Regions from separate parts of the Homo sapiens genome. Here region 1 is linked to region 2. A link is an interaction called in ENCODE POLR2A ChIA-PET data of the cell type or tissue named here. Cell type or tissue: GM12878. All regions are shown on one strand. Each heading gives the region's core, and the rest is flanking DNA. Links, peaks and the distances in the headings are about the cores only.

Region 1 (8,341 bases), core at 169-8,168, 83 kb before region 2:
TCAAAATGCTTCACCAGCCAAACAGATTTCACAGAGGTTTTTTGAAAGACAGAAGGGTGAGGACTTAATGGACTCTAATATGGCAACAAAGCAACATCAAAGAAGCTTAAGAGGACCACTGCGGGTAAAACTAGTGATAAAGAAGGAATGCCTGAGCTGCTGTTCCATCTGCCTTAGGCTCATTATCAAGTATTACTGTGACACAACAGAACACTCATGTTAAATCCTAAACACTGTCAAGCCCTGGGCACTGAACTTCAGTATACAGAGTAATTACTCAGTAATACACAGAATGAACTCCTGTTTTTAAGAGGCAAACTTAGCTCCACTTAAAATTATAGTCAACAACTATATTGCAGTGAATTTAAAGAAAGCTTTGTCGAAGGGTAACTTTGAAGATTTGAAAACCTTAGTTTCTATAAAAAACAAAACCAAAATGAATCAATTGACAGCTTAAATTAAAAGGATAAAAAATACAAAGATCAGCAACCTAACACTGAAAATTATTCAAATGAATTACACATTACAGAAAGCTAAGCAGCCAAATAATTCATTTTATTTTGTATTAACATGCCCCAATTATAACAAAGCCAAATAATTTTTATCTCCTATTGCTCTCCCTTTTTCAATTTAAAAACTACTCTGTTATCACAAGAGAATGCACTTTGTCTTTGACAGGGCAAACAAATAGTTAAAGAACACCTGCAGGCACAGAGTCAAGACAGAAAGGAAGAGCTGATCAGCCCTCTTCCTTCAGCTGTGGTCTGCCTAGTCCCTCCTGAGGACTCAAAATGGGATGCTGCGCTGAATTCTTCAGTGCACCTGTAGAGTATGTTATATATATGTTATGTTGGTGTGGCTGGTGGTGAGACTGCTCAAAGGAGAGCATTAAAAAGCAAATGTAGTTGGAACCTAAATCTCCCAAGGCATAAATAAATAAATGGAGATGACATTCTTAAAGTTAGCCAAGGTTGCCTAGGGCAGCATAAAACCAGAAAACAAAGGCTCTAAGAGTTTATTTACCTTACCTCAAGTAAAAAATACCAGTTTTATAAAACTGTGAAAAGATATAAAGAAATAAGGATGGACTGACTTACTATTAAGCTGTCAATACTACCCAAAGTCATCTACAGATTCATCGCTATCCTTAATAAAAAGCAATTATGGTTTTTGTATAAAATAGAAAAACCCATCCTAAAATTTATATGGACCCTCAAAGACCCCAAATAGCCAAAACAATCTTGAAAAAGAACAAAGTTGGAGGTCTCACACTTCCTGATTTCAAACTTACTACAAAGCTACAATAATCAAAACAATGTGGTACTGGCATAAAGACATATATAGATTAATGGAATAGAGAGCCCAACATTGAAAATGGGAAAGCAATAGAAGATAAGAATTATTTGTATATATGTTCAAATGATTCCAACAAGGGTGCCCAAACCACCCAATGCAGAAAGGACAATCTTCTTAGCAAATGGTGTTTGAAGAACTGAATAGTCACATGCCAAAGAATTACACTGGATTTGTACCTTGGACCATAGACAAAAATCAACAAAGAATCAAAGACCAAAATATAAGAGCTAAAACTATAAAACTCTTAGCAGAAAACATAGGGGAAAATCTGTATGATTTCGACTTAACAGTGACTTCTTGGATATGTCACCAAAAGCACAAGCAACCAAAGAAAAAGTAGACAAACTGCACTTCACCAAAGTTAAAAACTTTTCTGTGTCAAACACTATCAACAGGTAAAAAGGCAACCCAAGGAATAGATGAAAATTAAGTATATAGAGTATACAACTCAACAACAAAAAGCCCAATTCAAGAAATGAGGAAAGGACTTAAATAGACATTTCTCCAAAGAAGATATACAGATGTCGGGCACATAAAAAAATGCCAGGCTGGGCATGGTGGCTCATGTCTGTAATCCCAGCACTTTGGGTTGCCGAGGCGGGCATATCACTTGAGCCTATGAGTTTGAGACCAGCCTGGGCAACACAGTGAAACCCCGTCTCTACTAAAAATACAAAACACTAGTCAGGTGTGGGGGTGCATGCCCGTAGTCTCAGGTACCCGAAAGGCTAAGGTGGGAGGACTGCTTGAGCCTGAGAGGTCATGGCTGCAGTAAGCCATGATTGCACAACTGCACCCCAGCCTGGGTGACAAAGTGGGACTCTGTCTCAAAACAAAACAAAATAAAACAAATGCTCAACATCATTAATCATTAGGGAAATACAAATCAAAACCACAATGAGATACCACTTCACACCCATAAGAATGGCTATTATTGACCGGGCCCGGTGGCTCATGCCTGTAATCCCAGCACTTCATCACGAGGTCAAGAGATCGAGACCATCCCGGCCAACATGGTGAAACCCTGTCTCTACTAAAAATACAAAAATTAGCTGGGCATGGTGGCACCTGTATTCCCAGCTACTCAGGAGGCCAAGCTAGGAGAACTGCTTGAACCTGTGAGGTGGAGGTTGCAGTGAACCGAGATTGTGCCACTGCACTCCAGCCTGGCAACAGAGCAAGACTCCATCTCAAAAAAAAAACAAAAAAAAAACAAAAAAAAACTATTATTGGCCAGGCATAGTGGCTCATGCCTGTAATCCCAGCACTTTGGGAGGCCAAGGTGGGCAGATCACCTGAGGTCAGGAGTTCGAGACCAGCCTGGCCAACATGGTAAAACCCCATCTCTACTAAAAATACAAAAATTAGCTGGGTGTGGTGGCAGGCACCTGTAATCCCAGCTACTCGGGAGGCTGAGGCAGGAGAATCCTGGGAGGCAGAGGCTGCAGTGAGCCGAGATCGCACCACTGCACTCCAGCCTAGGCAACAAGAGTGAAACTCCATCTCAAAAAAAAAAAAAAAAAAAAAAAAAAAAACCCATGGCTATTATTTAAAAAACAAAACAAGGCCAGGAGTGGTAGTTCACACCTGTAATCCCAGAACTTTGGGAGACTGAGGCAGGAGGATGGCTTGAGGCCAGTAGTTTGAGACCAGATTGGGCAACAAAATGAGACCCTCAAAACACTGTCGCCACAAAAAATAAAATAATAGTAATTAGCCAGGTATGGTGGAGTGTGACTGCAGTCCTAGCTACTTGGGAGGCTGAAGTGGGAGGACTGCTCAAGTCCAGGAGTTGGAGGCTACAGTGAACTATGATCGTGCCACTGTACTCCAGCATGAGCAATAGAGGCAGCCCCTGTCTCTGTAAAAATAAACAAACAATATTTTTAAATAAAAAAAATAACAAATGTTAGAGAAAATGTGGAGAAATTTGGAATGCACATCCACTGCTGGTAGGAATGTAAAATAGTGCAGCCTCTGTGGAAAATAATTTGGTAATTCTGCAAAAAGTTAAACATAGAATTATCATGTGACCCAGCAATTCCACTCCTAGCTATATCCCCAAAAGAACTGAAAATAGGGACTAGGATACTTGTACACCAATGTTCATAGCAGCATTATTCACAACAGCCTAAAGGTAGCAACAACCCAAATATCTACCAACAGATGAATGCATAAACAAAATGTGGTATATACAAACAATGGAATATTATACAGCCATAAAAGGAATGAAGTTCTGATACATGTTACAGCATGGATTAGCCTCAAAAGCATTACACTAAGTGAAATAAACTAGACACAAAAAGACAAATATTGTATGATTCCACTTACATGCAGTATCTAGAATAGGCAAATTCATAGAGACAGAAAGTCAAATCAAGATTACCAGTGGTAGGAAGAAGAGAGAATAGGGAGTTATTGCTTAATGGTTAGAATTTCTGTTTTGGGTGATGAAAACATTTGGAAATAGTGGTGATGGTTACACAACATTGTGAATATACTTAACAGACAGCAGTGATGGTTACACAACACTATGAATGTACTTAACACAATGAGTGGTACCAAATGGTTAAAATTGTAAATTTCCTATTATAAACATCTTACCACAATGTTTTTAAAAAAGGAAACATGCAGATGACATTTTTTCTGAGTCCTTGTATGGGTTAAAATATCCTCACATTATTTTCACACATAATATAAAATTCTTAATTCAGAATTTCTATTTCCTCAAATTTTATTACAGGCATCTGGCATGTATAGCTCCTTATAAACATATTTTATAGGTTATCTATGTTTTTATTATTTCACTTCTTGATTGGATGCTTACATGATTTGTATTTAATGTATGGCCATTAAAACTAAATATTAGATTCCTTAAAATTAATAACTAGGCAAGTAAGTAAATGGGTGCTGATAAAAAGCACATTTTAAAAGCCTTGGTTATGGTACAGACAAAATTGTATATATCAGCATTTACATACTGTCCCAATAATTATTATATATTAAAATGGTAGCTACATTAAAAGTATCAATCTAGAAATATATATCATTAAAGTATAAGGTACTTGGGTCAAGGCCATTCTAGGATAACCCATTAAGTTCAAAGTATTTAGAGAAAGTTAAAACAGGAAGAGATTGTAGCAACCATGTAATTCAATTCATGCTACTACAGAAGAAAATGTAAAAGAATAAAATGTTACTAGAGTTAAACCTAGAGTTATTCCCACGTTATTTTACCTGCCAAGATAAGAGGTTCGAAAAAACAGCAACATATGCTCAGATTCATTACAAATAAGTAAATATCTTTGTGTATTTCAAGACTCTTCAAAATGGGAAAATGGCTGGGCATGGTGGCTCACGCCTCTAATCACTTTGGGAGGCTGAGGCGGGTGGATCACCTGAGGTCAGGAGTTCAAAACCAGCCCGGTCAACATGGTGAAACCCCATCTCTATTAAAAACAAAAAAATTAGCCGGGCGTGGTAGCAGGTGCCTGTAGTCCCAGCTACTCAGGACAGGAGTAGCAGGAGAAATCACTTGACCCCAGGAGGTGGAGGCTGCCGTGAGTCAATGTCACACCACTGCACTCTAGCCTGGGTGGCAAGTGAAACTCCATCTTAAAAAAATAAATAAATAGGCTGGGCACGGTGGCTCACGCCTGTAATCCCAGCGCTTTGGGAGGCCGAGACGGGTGGATCACGAGGTCAGGATATCGAGACCATCCTGGCTAACACGGTGAAACCCCGTCTCTACTAAAAATACAAAAAAAATTAGCCGGGCGTGATGGCGGGTGCCTGTGGTCCCAGCTACTCAGGAGGCTGAGGCAGGAGAATGGCGTGAACCCAGGAGGTGGGGCTTGCAGTGAGCTGATATCACGCCACTGCACTCCAGCCTGGGCGACAGAGCGAGATTCTGTCTCTAAATAAATAAATAAATAAATAAAATAAATAAAATGGGAAAATGAGGTAAAATAATACTAAAGAACCAGGTGCTAGTATAATTCAACTAGTAACAACTTTCAGAATCAGACTGAGTTAATTTTTCCAGTGCTAGATAAAATTTCAGAAATAAATGTCATATATAGGAATGCCACACACATAGAATGAGCTAAAACATATCCTATTTCTATCTCAGAATCTATAAACAAATTCATTGCTATATGTAGCCTACGGGGTATATGTTAAATATAAGGACAGAACTCTAGCCTAAGATACGATTTTCAGCATTTGCCACTTGCCTGTAGTAACGTGACTGTAAGTAGGTTGAGCACACAGCTTTGGAAACGTGACTAGCAGAACCAAAGTCAATGACCTTCACTCGGTAGGGCTGGCGAACTGGATCAACCAGCATGATGTTTTCAGGCTTAAGGTCAGCGTGGATCAGACCAAGACTCTTGAGCTTCATCAAGGCTGTGGCCACCTGCTGCAAGATTGGTCTGATGTACTTGAGTGGCAGTGGGCTAAATTTGTTTTGCTTTAGAAAATCATATAAGTTCTGCTCCAACATTTCAAAAACAAGGCAGGTGTGATTCTTATGCTGAAAGCACTCGTATGAACGGACAAAATTATACTCATCAGCATTTTCACTGCTTAGGCGGGAAAGGATGCTCACTTCAATCTGTCCTTGTCTGGCATAGGAGGGGTGGTTCTTCAAGATTTTAATAGCCACAATTTCCTTGGTGCTCCTCTTCCAGCACTTAGCCACCTGTCCAAATGTCCCCCGGCCTAGGAACTCCAAGACTTCATAGCTATTGGTCATAGAGCAAAGGATCTCATGCTGGACCAGCTGGTAATCCCCTTCTCCGCTGGAACTGCTACTCTTTGTGGTCACAGTGGTGGTTGTGGCAGCAGCACCCACCACAGTCCTGTTTTGCAGCATGAGAGGGGGATGTTCTTCTATGATCTGCACACTACCGTTGCTGTCAACTTCCTCACTTTTTCGTTTCAATCCACATTTTTGATATGGCTCAAGCAAAGAAACGTTGCTTCTGTGAGTCAGGGTCTGGCTGCTTTGGAAGGTTGATGTAGCAGCACTGCCCGAGCTATCAGCGGCTGTTACAACAATATGCTCCACTGCAGGAGCTGGGAGGAGGAGGCCCTGGTCGTAAGCAGGGATGTTGAAATTTGCTACCTGGTGAGAGGAGTTGGCTTGCCCTTGTGTGGCTGGGAGGGTTTTGCTGTGGGTATAATATTTGTCGTTGCTACTCTGTCCTGAAACATCCCAGCCAGAGGGCTCTATTTTCAGTTTCTTCGCACTGCAGAAGGCACTCGACGACACTGATGGGGGCGAAAACACTTGCAGCTGTGATGCCATACCTATATTGAGAGAAAGGAAGAATTAGACCACAAGGATAAAAGATACAAGGCTTAGATTTAAAACACACAAACACACACACACACTTTTACTTGATAAAAGAAACATGATGTAATAATGTTCTCCTCTTCTCAAAAACTAATTCAATCTTGACCTATATTCATAGAAACAGTGTACAGAACGTGCTGGACAAAGTGAAGATTATCCACTCTGCTCAGGTCATACATAAAATGCATTCAATTGTCTACCACATTTTAAGATAAAAAAGTAACCAGTATGGGCCAGGCACAGTGGCTCAAGCCTTTAATTCCAGCACTTTGGGAGGCCAAGGCAGGAAGATCTCCTGAGCTGAGGAGTTCGAGACCAGCCTAGGCAATGTAGTGAGACCCTGTCTCTAAAAATACTAAAATTGAAAAAAAAAAAAAAAAAAGTAACCAGGATGATGAGAAAGCTAGAGTATATTCTGAAGAACCGAGGAAAGTTAGCAGAAAAATATGAGGAAAGGATGTAAGAACAGTCCAGCTTTCTGTCCCTGAATATCCCACAGACACTTCCAGCTCAATAAGCCCACAGATTAAACTGAAAGCTATTTTTTCAGAATAAAGTCCAAACATCTGACATAGCACACAAGCCATTTCATATTTATCTTCTCCATTTTCAACCATCCGATCTCATATGCCTTGGGGCTCTATAGTAATCCCTCTTTCCTTGCTCTACCCTTTGCCCCTTTTTAATAATTACTCCTCAAAATTAGTCATCTTCAAAAGACTAAAATCTCTATCTCTAACCCAGGATTCTCTCGCTTTGAACTCCAAACCCTATATCCAAATGACTACTTAACCCTGCAACTTGGACATTTCACAAACACCTCATATTCAATACATTCAGAATTAAACTTACGAGCCTCCACCCCACCTTCAGTTTTCTATCTTAATTATGAGATGCCATCACACATCCAACGCCTCAAGCCAGAAATCAGGGAGCTCCAGCCTGGGCAACATGGTGAAACCGTCTCTAAAACAAACAAACAACAACAACAACAAAAAAAAAAAAAAACAGAAAAAAAAGTTAGCCAGGCATGGTGGCACATGCCTGTAGTCCTAGCTACTCAGAAGGCAGAAGTGATCACCTGAGCCCAGAGGTAGAGGCTGCAGTGAGCTGTGATCGTGCCACTGCACTCCAGCCAGGGTGAAAGAATGACACCCTGTCTCAAAAAAAAGAAAAAAAATTAGGGATGTCTGTTTCCTCAGCTACATAATGGTGATAGCAATACCTACCTCATGGGGTTGTTCTGAGAATTAAATAATTTAATACATGTAAAATGATAGTGTCTACCACATATTTAATACTATTATCCTGGCTCATTCCTCTCCCTTATTCCTCCACATCTAATCTCTATCTTATCCATTCCATCTCCTAAGTGTGTGTGTGTGTGTGTGTGTGTGTGTGTGTGTATTTTTTTTTTTTTTTTTTTGAGACAGAGTCTCACTCTGTAGCCCAAGCTGGAGTGCAATGGTGCAATCTTGGCTCGCTGCAACCTTCACCTCTGGGGCTCAAGCAATTCTCCTGCCTCAGCCTCCCAAGTAGCTGAGAGTAGAGGCGTGCACGACCACACCCAGTTAATTTTTTTGTATTTTTAGTAGAGATGGGTTTTCACCATGTTGCCTGGGTGGT
Region 2 (8,341 bases), core at 264-8,263:
CCCAAAGTGCTGAGATTACAACCATGAGCCACCACACCTGGCCAGAGAAAGCTTTCTGGACCTCTTTGAATAGATCAAATCTTCTATTGTAAGTTCTTATTAGCACCATTTGTTATTTTTCATAGCACTTACCACAATTTCAGTTTTTTGTTTGTTTGTTTGTTTGTCTGTTTTGAGATGGAGTTTTGCTCTTTTTGCCCAGACCAGAGTGCAATGGTGCGATCTTGGCTCACCGCAAGTGACTCTCCTATCTCAGCCTCCCGAGTAGCTGGGATTGCAGGCAAAGTTGCAGTGAGCCGAGATCGCGCCACTGCACTCTAGCCTGGATGACAGAGTGAGATCCCATGTCAAAAAAAAATATATATATATATATATATATTTATTAAATATAAAGGATTCATTGAATCCTAACAGAAAGAAGATACCTAGTTCTGAAGGCCAGGTTTAGGTGCTAACAGTTTAAACTATACTAGAAATCAGACTGGTACTATTGCAACTTCTGGAGATTCATTAGAAGACCAGAGACATATCAAAGATCTGGCTACATCTTGGTTCTATAAAGGAGACATAGATACATCCTGGTTCTGTGTATATTATAGTAATGATACTAACCAAACAGTTATCAACAAGGTACTTCCTACAGAGCAAGTGCACAAACATCTATGAATTGACACTACTCATTCCTGTGAATCAGCCTATCACTTGAACATATTTATCAGCATTTCTTGACCTTTGTGCACATTAAGGTGCAATTTTTAAAAATGCCACCACCAGAATAAATGTATCACATCACCTCTGAAGCTGATTTCTCTAACACCATCTCCAGCCTCTCACTAGGGACCATCTAGTCCTACATTTTCATTTACTCACAGGACACTTAAAACACATTTCTTGGCTGAGCGCAGCGGCTCACGCCTGTAATCCCCACACTTTGGGAGGCTGAGGCAGGCGGATCACTTGAGGTCAAGAGTTCAAGACCAGCCTGGCCAACGTGGTAAAACCCTGTCTCTAATAAAAATACAAAAGTTAGCTGGGCATGGTGGCAGGTGCCTGTAATCCCAGCTACTCAGGAGGCTGAGGTGGGAGGATCACTTGAACCTGGGAGGCAGAGGTTGCAGTGAGCCAAGATTGCGCCACTGAACTCTCTGCTGGGTGACAAGGCAAGATTCTGTCTCAAAAACCAACCAACCAACCAACAACACACACATTTCTTGCCATTTTCTCACATTTTATGTATCTAAAGTTGAACCTCTTGGTTTACTCACCCCAATTTAGCTATTGCCTACCCACCTACCCATTTGCCCCACTATTGCACTGGAAACTAACCTCGATAAGTTTGTCAGTCTTGTTGAAGATGATTGCATTGCACGCTCGTACAATTCAGTCTTGTCCTCCATTCCTACTGGTAGTTCTCCTGATTACTGGATTTAGAAGCCTGAGCTCCTAATGCCATTCCTTACCACTTGTACTTCTTCTGTCCTGATGGAGGCTTGGTATAATACTGACCTATATTTGCAAGGCACTGAGGAACTACCTTGCAGAGTTCTCGAGACAGCCAAACTTTGTGTTCTCCCACCTAGCACAGGAGGGCCAAGTTTAATTTTCCTCTCCCTAAAATGTATCTAAAATGCTACGTCTTCTATCCAGTAATGTAGTCCTTCAAGGCAAAGATATCGTGGTCTTGTGCTTTCTTTTACTTTCTGTTCTTTTTTGGGAGTGACTTTATTTTATTTACTAGTCTGTGAGAATAACATGCAAATGACTCAATCCGAATTTCTAGAATCTAATACTCCTTGTTATACTGGCCAGGATCCCCATTCTCCTCTCCTTTCTTGAAACGAAAGGGGTAGTATCATCTACAAACCAAATGAACTTACTATTAGCTTATCAAGCACACACAGAATCTGGTTTCTCACACATTCCACCCTATTTCAGGGCCCACGAGGGATGTTGAGCTCTCTCTTCACTTTATTCTCTTTTTTATTTTTATTTTTATTTTTTTTGAGGCGGAGTCTCACACTGTCACCCAGGCTGGAGTGCAGTGGTGTGATCTCAGCTTACTGCAATCTCTGCCTTCCAGGTTCAAGCGATTCTCCTTGCCTTAGCCTCCTGAATAGCTGGGATTACAGGGGTCTGCCACCATGCCCAGCTAATTTTTTTTGTATTTTTGGTAGAGACGGGGTTTCACTATGCTGGCCAGGCTGGTCTCGAACTCCTGACCTAGTGATCTGCCTGCCTCGGCATCCCAAAGTGCTGGGATTACAGGTGTGAGCCACCGCACCCAGTCTCTTCACTTTATCCTCTTGGCAACTATTCCCCTGACTTCTCTTGATGGTACTTCCTCTAGGGAACTCACACCCCTACCTTGTAGTTGGCAAAGAAATACCTTCACCCTTTAGATCTCATATCTTTTCTTCACAAACTTAAACCCATCCCCATGACCCTGCTTCCTCTTTTATACCCTTTTGCTTTCTACTTTCAGGGTTCCTCCTTTTCTGGTGTAGTTTATTACTTTTTCTGCCCTAATTTTGCCCTAATTTGTTCTTTCTTGGGATATTGGAGCCCGGGAGTCTGGCAGGAAGAGAGGTGGAAGAGAAAAATGAAGCCTGCCGGGCGCGGTGGCTCATGCCTATAATCCCAGCACTTTGGGAGGCCGAGGTGGGGGGATCACTTGAGGTCAGGAGTTCAAGACCAGCCTGGCCAACATGGCGAAACCCTGTCTCTACTAAAAATACAAAAAAAAATTGGCCGGGCGCGGTGGCTCACGACTGTAATCCCACCACTTCGGGAGGCCAAGGCGGGCAGATCACGAGGTCAGGAGTTCCAGACCATCCTGGCCAACATGGTGAAACCCCGTCTCTACCAAAAATACAAAAAATTGGCCAGGCATGGTGGCGGGCGCCTGTAACCCCAGCTACTTTGGAAGCTGAGGCATGAGAATTGCTTGAACCTGGGTGGCAGAGGTTGCAGTGAACCGAGATCATGCCACTGCACTCCAGCCTGGGCGATAGAGCAAGACTTTGTCTCAAAAACAAAAACAAAAACAAACAAACAAAAAAACAGAAAGAAAAAGGAAGACTTCACAGTGGTATGACCTTAAGATAAGATGTTTGAGGGAAAAAAATCAAATCTTTCATACATTACAAATGAATAATTCTGTAGGCATTTCCTGTGTGATGTTTTGCTAAGAGTGTCTGCTTTTGTCATCCAGCTAGATTACTCGAGGGGGAGGAAAGGAGTAGGAAAAATGAAAGCCATTCTGCCTTATTGTTGAAGGTAGCAGTGAAGGCAGCTAAACAAATATAGGACACACATACACACACACACCCATCACCTTTATCTGTAACATTTTGCCAAATTAATTGAAGGATATCTTACGCAAAGGGCTTTGTGTATAGCATTCTCCCTAGAAAGCGTTCCACAAGCAAAATAAAACAAAAATAAATAAAAACAGTATAACAAGGAGTATGCACTGAGCTTAGTTCTGGAGACTCCTAGAAGAAACTGTTCTGGGACTTGAGATCTTTTCAGCAGCCCTGGGATCAACAGCAACCTGAAAATGATCATTCTGAAGTTGCTTAAGAGCAGGGAGATTTGAAAAATTGGTGTAACTTCAGCTGAAATTCAGCCTAGTCTTTCATGTGTCCTTAAATTCCCAAATTAGTCCACTTGTATCCATATCCATCTTGAAGTAAAAATATGCTATAAAGATAGTTCAGTAGCTTCTTGGGGTTCAAAGTTAAACAAACAAACAAACAAAAAGATATCAGTTCAGTATCTCTCCTCTCAAATCCAGTTCTGAAAATCCAGAGGAATTCAAACTACAGTAGGCTCTCTTTATATACGGAGGATGTGTTTGAAGACCTATAGTAGATGCCTGAAACTGCAGATAGTACCAAATCTTACGTACACTATGTTGTTTTTACCTATACATACATATCTATAATTAAGGTCAATTTATAAATTAGGCACAATAAGAGATTAGCAATAATAGCTAGTAATACAATAGAACAATTATGATAATCTACAGTAATAAAAGTTATGTGAGGCCAAGGAAGGTGCATTGCTTGAGCCCAGGAGTTTGAGACCAGCCTGGGCAACATGGTGAAATCCCTTCTCTACTGAAAATATGAGAACTATCCAGGTGTGATGCTTGTGCCTGTGGTCCCAGCTTTCAGGAGGTAAGGCTGAGGTGGGAGGTGAGGCTGAGGTGGAAGAATCACCTGAGCCCAGAAAGTTGAGGCTGCATTGAGCTGTGGTCAAGCCACTGCACTCCAGCCTGGGTGACAGAGTGAAACTTTATCTCAAAAAAAAAAAAAAAAAAAAGTGACTGCTTTTGGAACTGAAATCTTTGAAATTTTGCTAGATATAGAGAAATTTTATTCAGCTTAAGCTCCACTTCCACTTAGAAAAAAAAGCGATCTGAAGTAAAAAGACTAATAGAACTTAATTATTTTCCAGTTGACCATTTAACTAAAAAGCAGTTATAAAGAAAGTAAATTAAGCTTTTAATATCTGCCCATTGGGTGGAGCATATAGCTTGCTTCCAGAAGATATTTGGTTCTTAAAATATTCACAAGTTTCACTTTTAAGTTCACGCTATCTATGGCTCAGCTGCAGTAAGTGTGATCTTTTCACTTCCCCAAATGTCACTGAACTCAGGTCTCCTTATGCTCTGCAGCTCTGTCCTGAACGGAGTCAGAACCAGAAGATAATAAAAGGGTTGAGGTAGAATGTTTTGCCAGTGGAAAAGGAAAGCTCTTTAGAGATAGCTTCTTACCTCATTTCTCTAGGAAGATTAATTTTTCTTGGAATCTTATTACAGAAGCTGAAAAGGCAATCTACCAAGTACAAGGCAGACAAAACCTATCCTACAACTGTGGCTGAGAAGCCCAAGAATATCAAGAAAAACAGATATAAGGATATTTTGCCCTGTAAGTTCCATTTCTCTCTATAAACTCATACTTTCTCCCAAATTCAATCATTACTATCTCTTTGTACCCATTGCTTACTGATCCTGATCTTGGAACATGGCATTGACAACTTAGTTTGTACTATTTATGACTGCAAAAGAATATTCATTCATTCATTCATTCATTCACTCACTTGTTCACTCATGAGCATACACTATTCACAGTGTTAGGCCCTGATTTAAATCTGCTGACTAAGCCCTCTTAATTGTACTATGTCTGTCTTTTGTATTATAGATGATTATAGCCGGGTAGAACTATCCCTGATAACCTCTGATGAGGATTCCAGCTACATCAATGCCAACTTCATTAAGGTACAGTGAAAGAAAATAAAAGCATTCCATATTTCTCTAGATACCCAAAAAAAGGGGAGGGCTGGCTGGACTCAGTGGCTCATGCCTGTAATCCCAGCACTTTGGGAGGCTGAGGCGGAAAGATCACTTGAACGCAAGAATTTCAGACCAGCCTGGGCAACATATGAGACCCCATCTCAACAAAAAGTTAAAAAATTAGCCAGGTGTGGTGGCATGCGCTTGTAGTCCCAGCTACTGGAGAGGCTGAGGAAAGGGGATTGCCTGAAGCCAGGAGGTCAAGGCTGCAGTGAGCTGTGATTATGCCACTGCACTCCAGCCTGGGTAACACAGTGAGACCATCTCAAAAAAAAAAAAAAAAGGAAGCGGAGGACTAGGTGAGAACAGGGTATTATTTGTAGTCACCCCGTGTAATTTCTGTTCCCCTTTAGGGAGTTTATGGACCCAAGGCTTATATTGCCACCCAGGGTCCTTTATCTACAACCCTCCTGGACTTCTGGAGGATGATTTGGGAATATAGTGTCCTTGTAAGTATGGTGTTGCTTTTGTTACTTTATTCTCTACTTTATTAAAAACAGTGCTTTTAAAAAATTGGTCAGTGGAACTTCAGGGTTCAGGCATCTTTTAGTCAGAATCACAATGCCATTCTTGTCCAAGGAAATGAAAGTTCTCAGCCAGGTGTACTCTGGGAGGCCAAGAGGGGTGGATAGCTTGAGCCTAGGGGTTCTAGACCAGCCTGGGCAACATTGCAAAACCCTGTCTCTACAAAAAATACAAAAATTAGCTGGGAGTGGTGGTGTGTGCCTGTAGTCCCAGCTACTGGGGAAGCTGATATGGGAGAATCGCTTGAGCCCATGAGGTTGAGACTGCAGTAAGCTGAGATTGTGCCACAGCACTCCAGCCTGGGTGACAGAATGAGACCCTGTCTCAAAAATAAATAAGTTTTAAAAAATAATAAAAATAAATTTAAAAATGAGAAAGTTCTTACCTTGACAGGCTCATTTGGTAACAAGATTACTGGTCTGAACAGAGAAAGGGGAAGTATTGTCAGAATGAAGGAAGAGTAGCAGCAATATTTTATAAGTCACCAGGATTTATTTTTTGGTTAAAAAAAAACGACAAAACAGAAAAAAGAACGGTTAATACTTTCTGAGTCTGGGATCCATGTATTAACTGCTCTTTCTAACTATATATGAATGTTTAAGTTTCTATCTATTTCATCCCCCAGATCATTGTTATGGCATGCATGGAGTATGAAATGGGAAAGGTAAGTTACTTTCTAGTACCTGCTGACCTTAAAACAAAGGAAAGAAGAAAAAGGAGAGGGAAATTGGCAGCAGAACTTACCTGAGTGTACCTAGATAAAACTTATGTCATCTTCATAGTTTTCAGTTTGGGAATGCCACGTGATTCTCAGAGGATTTTTTTTTTCTCCTAAGAATCCTATTTGTTTGTTTTCTCAGTAGACCCTATGTTTTACAGTTAAAAACAAGGTATGCTTTTAAGATTAACAAATCACTTGCCCATTTCTATTAATTAGATATCTTTAACTGCCAGCCAGAGCTTTTAATCCTGTGCCGTCCAATATTGCATCCACCAGCCACATACAGCTATTGAGCATTTAAAATATGGCTAATGTGACTGGGGAACTCAATTATTTTAATTGATTTAAACTTAAAAACTGACATGCAATTCAGTTATCAGAAAGCTGTTTGAGTATGTGAAAATTTTTCAAATGTAAGTTTTATTAAATCTAAATGGAAATAAAATATTTCCAAAATTTGGCATCCTAATTGAGATTAGCTATAAATATAAAATATACACTGGATTTTGAAGACTTAGTAAAAAATGCCAAATATCTGATAATTATTTTATATTGGTTACATGTCAGAATGTTTTGATATATTGGGCTAAGATATGTTATTAAAATTAATTTCACCTCTTTTCATTTTTTAATATGTCTGTTTGAAAATTTAAAATTACATTTGTGGTTCACATTATATTTTTACTGGATATCACTGTTCTACTGTTGCCATTCTGAGTTGACAATTCTAATCAAAAGCAAGGGAACTAGGTATTTCACTTAGCTTGTGCAGCTGTTTTAGTAGACATATGATTTCTGTTAGTTCTTGTGAAATACTAAAAATAGGTCAAAGATTTCTATTTCTACTTTTTCAGACTCCCAGGAAGTCTGTAATTTATATATCCTTTAATGTTTGTTTTCCCATCTTTGGAGATTCCAATAATGTAGGGGTTGAAGCCCAAAGGGGTTAGACGCACCTAACCTAAGGTGAAGGACATAGAGCTGAATTTGCTTCCAAATGAGAGAGTGGAAAAGACTAGAATATATGGAGGGAAATCACTGTATTCTGCTTTGTGCAACAGAAAAAGTGTGAGCGCTACTGGGCTGAGCCAGGAGAGATGCAGCTGGAATTTGGCCCTTTCTCTGTATCCTGTGTAAGTGTAATGTCTGTTCTCATGTCTGAGTAAAGCCTCCAGGGTCTACCTTATAGAGAGCTTGTCTTTGCAATCACTAATACTTGAGTCTTCTTTTTCTTTTTAGGAAGCTGAAAAAAGGAAATCTGATTATATAATCAGGACTCTAAAAGTTAAGTTCAATAGTGTAAGTATAAAATAAGAATGATAAACTCAAAAGCCTATAGAGATCAGGCAAGTAAATATAGATGTGTGTAGCTCAGGCTGGGCATAAGACAATGGGAAGTGGTAGGGTCTTTGATGTCATGAATGAGTCTTCATATTCAAGAGAACTTTGAGCCTGGCCGACATGGCAAAAACCTGTCTCTACTAAAAACACACAAAAAATTAGCTGGGCGTGGTGGTGCATGCCTGTGGTTCCAGCTAGTCAAGAGGCTTAGGCAGGAGAAATCATTTAAGCCCTGGAGGTGGAGGTTGCAGTGAACCGAGATGGTGCCACTGTACTGCAGCCTGGGTGACAGAGCAAGACTGTGTCTCAAAGAAGAAGAAAAAAAGAAGAGACCATTGTTATAATATGTCTTCAATCTATTCTATACCATGGCACACATATAAAATGATAATATT

What was found. ChIA-PET counts read pairs that join two places held together with the same protein. Peaks named below come from ENCODE experiments on the same cell type or tissue, not always from the same donor. Only the 100,000 strongest peaks of a DNase experiment are listed, where the experiment ranks them.
Region 1: POLR2A ChIA-PET joins it to region 2 with 13 read pairs; 11 of 35 experiments call an interaction of 5 or more read pairs at or near these places.

Annotation. Positions count from the first base shown.
Region 1 is chr1:113,938,710-113,947,050 of GRCh38, reverse strand. HIPK1 (homeodomain interacting protein kinase 1) reads right to left here. Exons shown (of 16, transcript NM_198268.3): 2 at 5,592-6,669. The coding sequence starts at 6,667. Among named protein-coding and RNA genes, the nearest start is that of HIPK1-AS1, 13 kb to the right of the region's middle. In GM12878, for the core only: no CTCF peak of the experiment used is centred there; a DNase peak (open chromatin) is centred at 6,206; H3K4me3 peaks cover 588 bases; H3K27ac peaks cover 1,496 bases.
Region 2 is chr1:113,855,945-113,864,285 of GRCh38, reverse strand. It overlaps PTPN22 (protein tyrosine phosphatase non-receptor type 22), which reads left to right. Exons shown (of 21, transcript NM_015967.8): 2 at 4,826-4,934; 3 at 5,208-5,284; 4 at 5,713-5,808; 5 at 6,510-6,548; 6 at 7,667-7,738; 7 at 7,845-7,904. The region is part of intron 3 of AP4B1-AS1 (AP4B1 antisense RNA 1); the gene reads right to left. Among named protein-coding and RNA genes, the nearest start is that of PTPN22, 12 kb to the left of the region's middle. In GM12878, for the core only: a CTCF peak has its summit at 5,742; a DNase peak (open chromatin) is centred at 4,635; H3K4me3 peaks cover 3,662 bases; H3K27ac peaks cover 5,731 bases.